Regions from separate parts of the Homo sapiens genome. Here region 2 is linked to region 1. Evidence: read pairs that join two places in POLR2A ChIA-PET (ENCODE). Cell type or tissue: A673. All regions are shown on one strand. Each heading gives the region's core, and the rest is flanking DNA. Links, peaks and the distances in the headings are about the cores only.

Region 1 (5,876 bases), core at 564-5,563:
AAAAATAGTGCTGAATGGGTTGGCTCTCTTCACTACCAACACAAAAGCACCCAAAGGCAATATATGCTTTTAATTTCTGGAGAAGTGTATTAGTTTAAGTTCAACTAAAATATCTGCTTAAATATAATTTATGTAGTATAGGTAAAAACCAATTGCATTCTGATACTTACAAGATTGCTTTTATGTAAACAGCAGCTTTCTGAGTAGCAGAAGGTGGAGAAGTGAGGCAAAAAGAAGGCTTTTTTCCTTTTCCTATGAGCCTTCCAATGGCAAGAGAATTACCTTGGTAATTACATGGTGGCTAGCATGTGACGGCTACTGCCCGTGCTGGATGTAGATGCTGGTTAACACACAATAAAACACCAAGGAAGGAAGGAGAGGCAGGGGTTTGTGTGATATCATCAGGGTTTGCTTGAGTTGACAGCCTGAAGCTACCCAGTCAGGGCTGAATCCCAACAGGAAAGCTAATCATTAGTTTATCAGGATGCAGAGAGGGAGGTAATCAGAAAAGAGAGTAATTCTGTCATTCTTCTGCCCAGACTGTTTGCTTTAGCAACATAAAGCTGTGGGTGAGCCTGTGAGCTGTGACTATGAGTTGGTAGCTTTATAGGTATTTAGAAACCCAGGACTGTGGAGGCAGAAGGGATTTGCTAAGATCCTGTCCTGTTGGAACATCACTCATGGTGACCTTTTTTTTTTTTTAATCTGATAAGGCACATTAGCTCATCTCTCTTTGTATAAGACATGAATTAGATAATGAATGGCTGCCCAAAGGAAGTGAGGTGGTTATCACACCCTGGGGATTCAAGAGATTATCTGAGGGGTAAAGGTTAATAAAGAAGGATAATATCCTTTGTTTGATCAACTGTTCCATACTAAGTTCGTTAGAATTCCAGACTGCCTTGATGGCAAATGCTACATAAATGATAAAACTGTGTATGTACTAATATTTGACTAGGGAATTTTTTATTCTCCATTTAGTTAAATATTGAGGTCACTTTGTGTTTTTAATAAAATAATTATCAACGATCTATCATTTTACACTGTGAAGCTCAATATTTGCTTGCTTAGCCACCATCAATCTGATATAAAAAGTGTAAGAGTTGCAAGTTTTTCTCTCATGACCTGAATCAAAAAGTAATTTAGAAAGAGGTCACTGTGTCATTCAACAAATCTTTTTAAAAGCCAAACATATTTTGACCTTTTATTTGGATTTGCTACTTGTTAATTGTTTCAGCAGCCTTAACTTAGATCCTCTTTGCAGAACATAGCTTCTGTCATCTGTACAAAGCTGTATATGTGAAAATTGAAGGCAAGGAGAAGGTAATTCCAGCTGGCATTCCAGTCTGGATCTGCTGTCATAAATTACTTAGCAGAGGGCATGGTTCGTTACTTTTTATGGTCATGTTCTATATTTGTATGTGCTGGGGGGTGGATCACATGACAAAACCATCATTTGATATTAGTGTTTATGTGCACCAACCAGTGAGGGCTCGATTGAAGCTTCACTGTGCAGTACTTTTAATTTGTATATTTAGCTCTTAATTGAAAATGCAGGCACTTCCATAAGTACTAAAACTACAAATAATCTAAATAAATTTTATATAATTGTCTTTAGGAGAAGACAAACTGCTGTAAACCAAGCTAATTGAAATACACTCTGCCTTCCAGAGATTTGAAAACAAAATTTTGAACTAGCTAGTCAACATTGCCAGAATAATAAAGACCAAAGTTTACCATTTTCCATTTTTTAGCCCCTCCCCTGATTAGCTGATGTCTGTTTATTTAAGAGGAAAGACATTTTTCAAACTAATCAAGACAGAGGAAAAAAACAGTCTTTTTTTTTTTTTTTTTTTTTTTTTGTTCTATTCTCCAAATCCGTTCCCCTAGTGCAGCTTCATGCTTAAGTTTATAGTGGCAAACACCTCGAAAATGTCCTTCTTGTTTGATATTTTTTTCCCATAACTAAACAGGAAAAAAAAAATGGGCATGTCAGGTTTTGGTTCATCCACTGCTTTGAGAACTAGTGTTTCCATATCTGGAATCGTTTGTTAGATAAATTTGCCTGTAAGTAGTTGCTTCAGATCTTTGTCAGGCCTTGTTCATCTTACATACTGCAGCCCTCTTTAATTTCCTCAACTCCATTAATTTATTTTTCAGGCTTTTCTTTCACTAAGTATTTATCGCATGCCTACTCTATAGTAGTCAGAGCACTTAGCACGTCTGCATCTATTATTTCATTTGTATGAGAACATACTTTGGAAAATAAGGTCGGGATGATGTTATTTGAACTTCCTCAGCACCTATGTAGTAGTCTCTGTCAAACAACAAGTAACTTCTGAAATAACTGTTATTTTAGAAACACTTCTACTGTTATTTTTTTGTGCATATTTTCCATCCCCTCAACAAGATTTGCAGAGCCTCAGGGATCTTTAGAGTTGATATCTCTTTGCTTTTCTGACATATTGTGGTCTTCACAATATTTTTTATTAGATGCCAAGTTTGATGAGAAGAGAGGCTCGGGTTCCGAGTCACTTGTTTTGTTTGAGGAATAAAAGCTAGGTTCGGCCAGGCACAGTAACTCACACCTGCAATCCCAGCACTTTGGGAGGCCGAGGCGGGCGGATCACAAGGTCAGGAGTTTGAGACCAGCCTGACCAACATAGTGAAACCCCGTCTCTACTAAAAATACAAAAATTAGCTGGATGTGGTGACGTGCGCCTGTAATCCCAGCTACTCAGGAGGCTGAGGCAGGAGAATCACTTGAACCTGGGAGGCGGAGGTTGCAGTGAGCTGAGATCGCACCACTGCACTTCAGCCTGCGCAGCAGAGCAAGACTCCATCTCAAAAAAAAAAAAAAAGAAAGAAAAGCTAGGTTCATGGATTACAGTGGTTCAGGGAAGGGAACTGAGTGAAGGAGGGACATTGTCGTTTGGTGATGCTGTTATCTTTTACTGAAAAGGAACTTGATATTTGGAGGTGTATTTGGTAAGGACTTAGTTATCAATTGACAGCATAACTGGTAACATGTAAGTCCTGGATCAGCCTTGAAAGAGTATTCCTTATGGGAAATGGGAAGATTAGAGAAGAACAAGCGAGATAGTGTTGGTGAGGCATTTCATTTCAAAGGTTTGTTTCTCTTACACCCCCTTTTACTAAATGAATGCCTTGGAAGGGACCACGGAATGGTTCATTTCTAGATGTGTGGCGCTAACGATGAGAAATGACGGCAACCAGATTTGGGTGACAGATGTCGCTCAAGCCTTCAATGATTATAGAATATAGGTTCTGGGAAGAATGTGCTGATTAAATTCACATGGGCTGTGGAGATCCAGCTGGCCTGATATTTAAATGCTGCTGAAAAATGTTCCAATTAGATGGATTCTTCCCTGTGCAGAGTTTTCATGTAAATTGTGGAAAACGGTACTTTCTTCAGGCAATGAAATTGTTGTGAATGTCCAATGTCAGTCCTCTGAAGATGGTAATTATGCAGCTTGAACTACAGAAACTGCAGCGCAGAAGAACTTCAGGGTTTATCCTGTCTCTGTGCAGATGGAATCTCTATATAGAATAATGACCAACACATCACACAAATTGGATTTAAATGACTTGAACAACAGGAGTCCCATCATTTTCTTTGGCTGAATATCCTATAGTTGAATGTGTACAGGATTCCTCTTGGATAGTCATAATTGGATTATATTTCCCATACGAGCAGGGTTGTAATTTGAAGCTTCATATTTTACCAGCTTGACAGCAAATTAAGCACAGACAGGACAAACTATACATCATACAAACCAAGATACAACTAAAATCTTTCTGATTATTTAAAATGGGAAAATGTGGCTCCATGTCCTGTAAAGTGGTTAAAATACAGTGTTTACGTTGATTATAAGAGTTGCTAATGAATTCTAACTGCAGTACAGCTCATAAAAAAGTCTATATCATAACTTACCTATCTGAAGCTGATGATGGATGGCCATAGTAAATAATCATCAATAATAATTTTATTTGACTCTTTAGAATTTGAAATGTCTTTTCATAGAAAAGCACTGGACCACCCATATTTTTAAAATGTTTTTTGTGATTAAGTGAGAGCTCTTGTCTTTTCCTCTCTTGACAGCATTTCTCTGGCCTGGACAGATATGTTCAAAATCATTCTGTAATTCTCTAATACCACGCTTGAGATTGGATTATCTTTTTCAGAAGTAACAATCAAAGAATCACAGCATTCTGAGGCTGTACCCAGGAGTGCACTGGGGAGGGCTCCCTTGGCACTGGTCTTTTCATTCAACTTTTCTTTGTTCTGCCATCTCCCAAGGCTTAAATGGGAAAAGGAGAAAGACGAGAACAACGGGAAGTATGTGAGGAGAGAGGATAGAGAAAGATAATCCTATCCCTGTGGCTTGTCAGTTAGAATGAGGGAGGGAGTTGTGAGCTGATCATGTGGCTATGCACCTTAGAACTTTTTCCCACAATACTTCTCTGAACTGCTTTGGTCTTATTTTCTTACTTCTTTTTTTTTTTTTTTTTTTTTTTTTGAGATGGAATCTCGCTCTGCTGCCCAGGCTGGAGTGCAGTGGCGCAATCTCGGCTCACTGCAACCTCTGCCTCTCGGGTTCAAGTGATCCTCCTGCCTCAGCCTCCCGAGTAGCTGGGACTACAGGTGTGTAGCCACTCCCAGCTAATTTTTTGTATTTTTAGTAGAGACGGGGTTTCACCATGTTGGCCAGAATGGTCTCAATCTCCTGACCTCAGGTGATCTGCCCGGCCTTTCGGCCTCCCAAAGTGCTGGGATTACAGGCGTGAGCCACCGTGCCCGGCCTTATTTTCTTCTTTCTTTCTCCATCTTTTGCAGCCTCCAAGGCAGGGAAGCTGAAGTGTAGGTGTTAATTAGTAGCAAGGCAGTAATGAAAAGAGTGTAACTGTGAGATGCAGGGCTGCCTGCGCTGTTACAGCATGTCATCCGGCCACTTTCATTTCCTTGACTTATTTTTGCACCTTTATTTTGAGTCAGGTTACCCTAAACTTAGTTGTTTCCTTTACATTGACTATCTGTGTCCAGTGCTCATAACGAGTGCTCAACAGGAGACAAAATGAATAAACCATCCAAAACCAGCCAGACCCCAGATATTTAAGATGATTAAGATCTTTTCCCAAGATCACTTATTAAATGAGTCTCTGAAAACCTCCTCTTGTCTTTCTGTCTGTGGAAAGTCAACCCTAATTACTTTTTACAGTAAGAGAAACTCAAGGAGTCTGGAAGAGGGTTTCCTCCCCATATTTAGGGGATGCACAGAGGAGATTCATACTTAACAAGATCATCATTGAAACCTCCCCATAATTATGTCCTGACCTATCGATTGCTTGTGAAAAAACTATTGTTCCCATGTATATAAGGAATAGCATAGATCTTTGTGATTAATTTTGGGGGAAGATCTATTTTTCTTGAAAAGAAACTGTGATTTAAATGTAATCCTGTCATTTAGGTTGTTTCATGTAACTGTTAGTTTCTTCTTAATGATTACAATTTTTAACTTTGCTTCTGTTCTTTGTTTAGTTGTTCAGGTATGTCCTAAACAGAGTTTTAACTTATATAATTACTAACTTTACTTCTTGCATTTTCCACTTTTCATATATATGAAATATATATAATATATATAAATATATTAATTATATATCATTAATAATAATTATGTATAATATATAAAATTTTATGTTGCTTGGGTCATAAACATTTACTCTTTTAGATAGGCTGTATCTATTGCAATCCTATAATGACCCCTCGGTTGCTTTTTTTCCTTGAGACAAGGTCTTGCTCTGTTACCCAAGCTGGAGTGCAGTAGCGTGATCTTAGCTAACTGCAACCACCGCCT
Region 2 (5,876 bases), core at 297-5,296, 280 kb after region 1:
TCTGAGGACCGCCCCCTCTCCAACTACACTTTGAGAACCGCTGCTCTTGTCTCATCTCCTCATTTTATTTAGAAGGACACGGACCTCGGAAATCCAAAATGACGCAGCCTGTTAGTGGGAGGATACAGATTAGATGGTTTGTCTCACTTCTCTTGCTTAGGTTTTCGGTCAGATACTTGGGAAATATACCCTGATGGCCTGTCCTGTTCTCTGTAGCTGCAAAGACTGTTACAATATATTATCCCCGCAAAAATTTTAATAAAAAAGGAATCATCAGCAAACCTGATAAATTCTACAACAAGCATACTGTGTTTGAATTTGAGTTATGACATTTGAATTAGGATCTCTATTTGAACTGAAACACTAAGGCAAATTCTATGGCGCCCTACTCCATGCAAGTTGTTAACGACAAACTGCACAGTAAATATCACAAACACGGAAATACCACAGTGTCTGCATCTGAAATATAATTCAGTGACAGATTCCAAAAAAAAATTAAAAAAATCTTATCTTCTATATCCTGTGGGACCAAAAATATTTTCTCATGTACTGGCTGAAAGGGTAGTGGGCATATTAAGAGACTGCAAATAGGCTGGCAATTGTAGGGAGCTTTTTAGATTAAATAGAGTTGTTCTGAGATGTAGATATTTTTCATTCTCTAACCAGACCTTATTTTTGCCTTTTTTAAAAAAAAATCAAAGAATCTTCAGGCCGGGCGCAGTGGCTCACGCCTGTAATCCCAGCACTTTGGGAGGCCAAGGCGGGCAGATCACAAGGTCAGGAGATCGAGACCATCCTGGCTGACACGGTGAAACCTTGTCTCTACTAAAAAATACAAAAATTAGCTGGGCATGGTGGTGGGCGCCTGTAGTCCCAGCTACTCAGGAGGCTGAGGCAGGAGAATGGCTTGAACCCGGGAGGCAGAGCTTGCAGTGAGCCGAGACCGGCCACTGCACTCCAGCCTGGGCGACAGAGTGAGACTCCGCCTCAAAAAAAAAAAAAAGAATCTTCATGGTCACCTAGCGATGATTTCCTTTGTATCCTATTAGATGTTACAAATCTTCTTTAAATGGATCGTAGCCTTGTTCCTTAAAGAACGTAGTGTCGGCCAGGCGTGGTGGCTCATGCCTGTAATCCCAGCACTTTGGGAGGCCAAGGTGGGTGGATCACCTGAGGTCAGGAGATCGAGACCAGCCTGGCCAACATGGTGAAACCCTGTCTCTACTGAAAATACAAAAATTAGCTGGGTGTGGTGGCGGGCACCTGTAATCCCAGCTACTAGGGAGGCTGAGGCAGGAGAATTGCTTGAACCCTGGGGGCAGAAGTTGCAGTGAGGCTGAGATTGCGCTGCTGCACTCCAGCCTACACGAGAGTAAGACTTTGTCTCCAAAAAAAAAAAAAAAAAAAAAAAAAAAGGAACGTAGTGCCTAGAAAAGCTGGTCTAGCAGACGGCATTATTCCCAAGGAAGCTACTCCCAACTGTTGGTTTTTTTCAGGCTCTACATTCTTTGGTTTTGAATCATGTGGCATAATGGAAATTATATATATATATATATATTTTTTTTTTTTTTTTTTTTTTTTTTTTGAGATAGAGTCTCACTCTGTTGCCCAGGCTGGAGTGCAGTGGCGTGATCTCGGCTCACTGCAACCTCCACCTCCCGGGTTTGAATGATTCTCCTGCCTCAGCCTCCTGAGCAGCTGGGACTATAGGCGTGCACCACCATGCCCGGGTAAGTTTTGTATTTTTAGCAGAGATGGGATTTCACCATGTTGGCCAGGCTGGTCCCGAACTCCTGACCTCAGGTGATCCACCTGCCTTGGCCTCCCAAAGCGCTGGGATTACAGACGTGAGTCACTGCGCCCGGCCAGAATTTATCTATTCTTAATGAAAGAACTCACAACCGAGGCAAAATGAACTTTTTAGGTAAGGAGCTGCTTTTTTTTTTTTTTTTTTTTTTTTTGAGATGGAGTCTTGCTCTGTCGCCCAGACTGGAGTGCAGTGGCGTGATCTCGGCTCACTGCAAGCTCCACCTCCTGGGTTCACGCGATTCTCCTGCCTCAGCCTCCCGAGTAGCTGGGACTACAGGCGCCGCCATCAAGCCCGGCTAATTTTTTTGTATTTTTAGTAGAGACGCGGTTTCACCGTGTTAGCCAGGATGGTCTCGATCTCCTGACCTCGTGATCCGCCCACCTCGGCCTCCCAAAGTGCTGGGATTACAGGCGTGAGCCACGTCGCCCAGCCAGGAGCTGCTTCTTTTCTGGTTTCCCTTTGAGCAAATTCTTTCCAGTTCTCACCAAACCCCCAAAGGCCCCCAGGAAGGGAAACTGGCAGCTCCAAATGACCCTTTCCTCTCCCCAGGAGGACACAATGAGAATGCTGCAGCTGGTCCCCATGACTCCCACTCCTGTGCTAGCGGACGCAGTTCGAGCCGTAGCCCCAAAGGTATTTTTATAAACAGCTATTCTCCCCATAAGTCGGTGCCATAGAAACACAAGGTTATATTTTTGTTATGATAAAATGTGTGTCCAAAAACTATCAACAAATGTGCTGACACTGGCACTACTGTATCTTGGAAATAACTGTTAAACACATGCCTCTAACTCTCCAATAAAATATGAACTAAACCCAGTTTGTTCTTAGTCATAATGACAGATGACAATGTCACTGACCTGAATACCACTGGTCTCATACTAGCAAGAGGAATGATGATTTGTTCATTTTCTCTTGAACTATACGTTTAGTTGTCATCTTTTATTTAAATATTAAATAGCTGCTTTCCACTTCCCAAACCCATTCTCTAAAATTCAAATAAGTTTTGGGATTTTTTTGGGTCCCTTCTCTCCTTTCCCATGGAACTCTATACAGGGCACCCTTCTGTCCAGAACAGGCTAGATCTAATTCTTTGTAACTTCAGAAAGGGTATTGTGAACAGCTGAGATTTTTCTGAAAAGATGCTGTAATAATTGTTTTTAAATAAGATTTTTATAATAAGCTACTTTTAGCCACTATTTCACAGGTGGCAGGGTACTGCTGCTTGCTGTAAAGATTTAAGCATCGTGAACAGGTATAACACACCATGTCCTACCTGCTCCAGATAGCCCCCCTCCACCACGATGGGATTGGTCTGTCTGGAACTTGTGACACTCACCACACCCTTCTGTCCTCTGAAGGTGCCTAGTTTTCAAAAGGCCTGTCTGTCCATGACATGTCACCAGGCTGAACACAGAGACTGACAAGCGAAGTGTGGCCTGCATCCTGGCTTTGCTACAGCTCCATCAGTAACTTCTCTGCCTCAGTTTTCTACTTGTCAAACACTTAATGACCACAGTACCTATGGGTCTGTTGCTGTGAGGATTAAATGAGATAATGAATATCAAATGTTTAGAACAGTGCCTAATACACAGTTGACCCCTAATAAATGCTGATATTATTATTTTTAACACTGCAGAGACATGCACACATAGAAATATGGTAAGTTAGATTTGAAACTAAAGGCAGGGTTATTAAAGACAAATGATTAGTGTTTTAAAATCTGAATTACACAGTTTGTATTCTAAAACACATACACACACACACACACAGAAATGTGTACCAATTAAACACAATAAAGTTCAAAGGGGATATAAATTACAGTTTTTCTTTTTTTAACAGACAATAGTAAAATACTACAGTCAGCTCACTATACACACAAATCATGAACAGCAGCTTTTCATTAAGGTTTCCAATATCTTACTCATTTACCAACTCGAAGAATTTAAAAGAAAAAAGGTACAGCAGGCTCTACCCATTCTCTCTCTCTTGCTCTCACAACACATTTATAGCTGTACATCCAGACCGATTATACAGGCATCTACAGAATAGGTACAGAAAGGAATTTTGTAAAAATTTCCATACACATAATCCTTCAATGTCTCCATTTGTAGGAGAATTTTACAAATGAAGACACGACAGCAGGGTCATCTGTATTCGATCATCTCCTGCAAACATGGTAAAGGGTGAACCATTGAACTTCATAGCTCAGTCCATCTCCTCAGCATTTTCCAGAATCAAGCAAAATAACAACAGCAAAACCACGCCACAGTGAAACCTACCAATCCAAAACAAAACCACACACACAGAAACACACAAAAATCAACACCTCCCACCCCACCCACCCCACCACTACTCCTGGCTGTCCTTGTGTTTTCTTACAGTAATACGGCTCTCTTCATTCCACCTGCCCAGCTGGGCTGAGCCACGGTCCAGGCAACTGTGGAGTCAGGACCCCAGTCATTGTCAACAGTTATAATACAATGTCAAGTCAGCAGGTGGAGGGGCAGGTGGAAGACCAAAGAATATAGCTGTGAGATTTCTCAGTGTGCTTATGAAACAAAGGACAGAGAATGGCAGCACGTGGCTTGGTAGCCAAGGGAATTATGGCACCAAACTTGCAGTCAAACATACATGTTCACACAAAAGAGTGGACAGCAAAAATGTTGTCTTATGTAAGTTCTTTGGTTATAAAGAACAGCATTCTATAACCTTTTCTGCAAAGAGGGATTTGCAAGCTCATTCTTAGGCAATAAAATATTTTTCATCTGCTCATGTATAAGAGATCGCCCAAGTTGCTTTGTAACGAAGTCCAGTACCTTATGATTTTCTACAAATCACCTTTATCTGCATTTTAGTGTGCAGCCTTGTCTGTCTCCAGACATACTATAGATACACATTTCATATACATAATATATATTATTTATAAAAAACAGATTAGAGCATTGACTCCAGATTCTACAGTAAGAACTGATTAAAATTGTACAAGAATAAAGTCTGTTGGAATCTGTAGAGGTTTCTATACAGTGGAGGTGTGTAGTAAGTGCAAAAAAAAATACTGTCACTTAGTTAATCCAGGATTTTCAGTTCTCTTGCTTTCTGGAAAAAGCAGAGGCTGTTGATTCACCCAAGTGACAAAGTGCCGCTTCTCCCACTGGGGAGGGGAAAGGAGGTGGCCCAGGAAGTGCACGGTGTGGATTCTCCAGCTTCTGGTCTGAGGTCCAGCCAGGCGGCAGCATGTTTTAGAGATGGGGCTGGTGCTTGCCCAAGGTGACCAGGCGAACAAAGACGCCAAGCTGTGGCCTGAGGAGGGGTGCTTGCTGCTCTCACCGTGAGGTTGTGCCTCCCTGGAATGCAGAGGCTGGTGAGTTCATGCTTCTCATCCCCACCTCCCCACCCCACCCACAGCACCTACTCTCAGCCCAGTCCACACCCATCACAAGAAAGGGGCTCTTCCTGAAGGGACCCACAGGATTGGTTTTATTATGGAATCCAGTGCTGGAATCCACATTGTAAAAGCCCTGAGGTGATGTTTCAAGGAAAAGTAATGACAGCAACAACCAAAGTAAAAATTAAGGAAAAAAAGTGACTTCTGGATGTGCAGTCTAAGTCATTTCAGGGGTTTGAACAAAGTCAAACTTATGGTTCTCAGAAAAAATTTTAAACTGTCAAAACAACTTATTAAAACCAATGTAGCAGATACATTAAATAAAAAAACATTTAAATTTTTGTAGAGACAGAGTCTCGTTATGTTGCCCACGATGGTGTCAAACTCCTGGGTTCATGCGATCTTCCTGCTCTGGTCTCCCCAAAGTGCTAGGACTACGGGCGTGAGCCACTATGCCTGGCCGCCAAAATTTTTTTTTTTTGAGACAAGAGTTTAGCTCCTGTTGCCCAGGCTGGAATGCAATGGCACAATCTCAGCTCACTGCAACTTTCACCTCCCGGGTTCCAGCGATTCTCCTGCCTCAGCCTCCCGAGTAGCTGGGATTATAGTCATGTGCCACCACTGCCGGCTAATTTTGTGTTTTCAGTAGAGACAGGGTTTCTCCATGTTGGTCAGGCT

What was found. ChIA-PET counts read pairs that join two places held together with the same protein. Peaks named below come from ENCODE experiments on the same cell type or tissue, not always from the same donor. Only the 100,000 strongest peaks of a DNase experiment are listed, where the experiment ranks them.
Region 2: POLR2A ChIA-PET joins it to region 1 with 5 read pairs; 2 of 35 experiments call an interaction of 5 or more read pairs at or near these places.

The regions. Positions count from the first base shown.
Region 1 is chr6:17,472,349-17,478,224 of GRCh38, forward strand. The region is part of intron 4 of CAP2 (cyclase associated actin cytoskeleton regulatory protein 2); the gene reads left to right. Among named protein-coding and RNA genes, the nearest start is that of CAP2, 82 kb to the left of the region's middle. In A673, for the core only: no CTCF peak of the experiment used is centred there; a DNase peak (open chromatin) is centred at 3,583; H3K4me3 peaks cover 392 bases.
Region 2 is chr6:17,755,721-17,761,596 of GRCh38, forward strand. It overlaps a transcript of KIF13A not described here. Among named protein-coding and RNA genes, the nearest start is that of NUP153-AS1, 52 kb to the left of the region's middle. RefSeq lists a silencer at 682-884. In A673, for the core only: no CTCF peak of the experiment used is centred there; no DNase peak of the experiment used is centred there.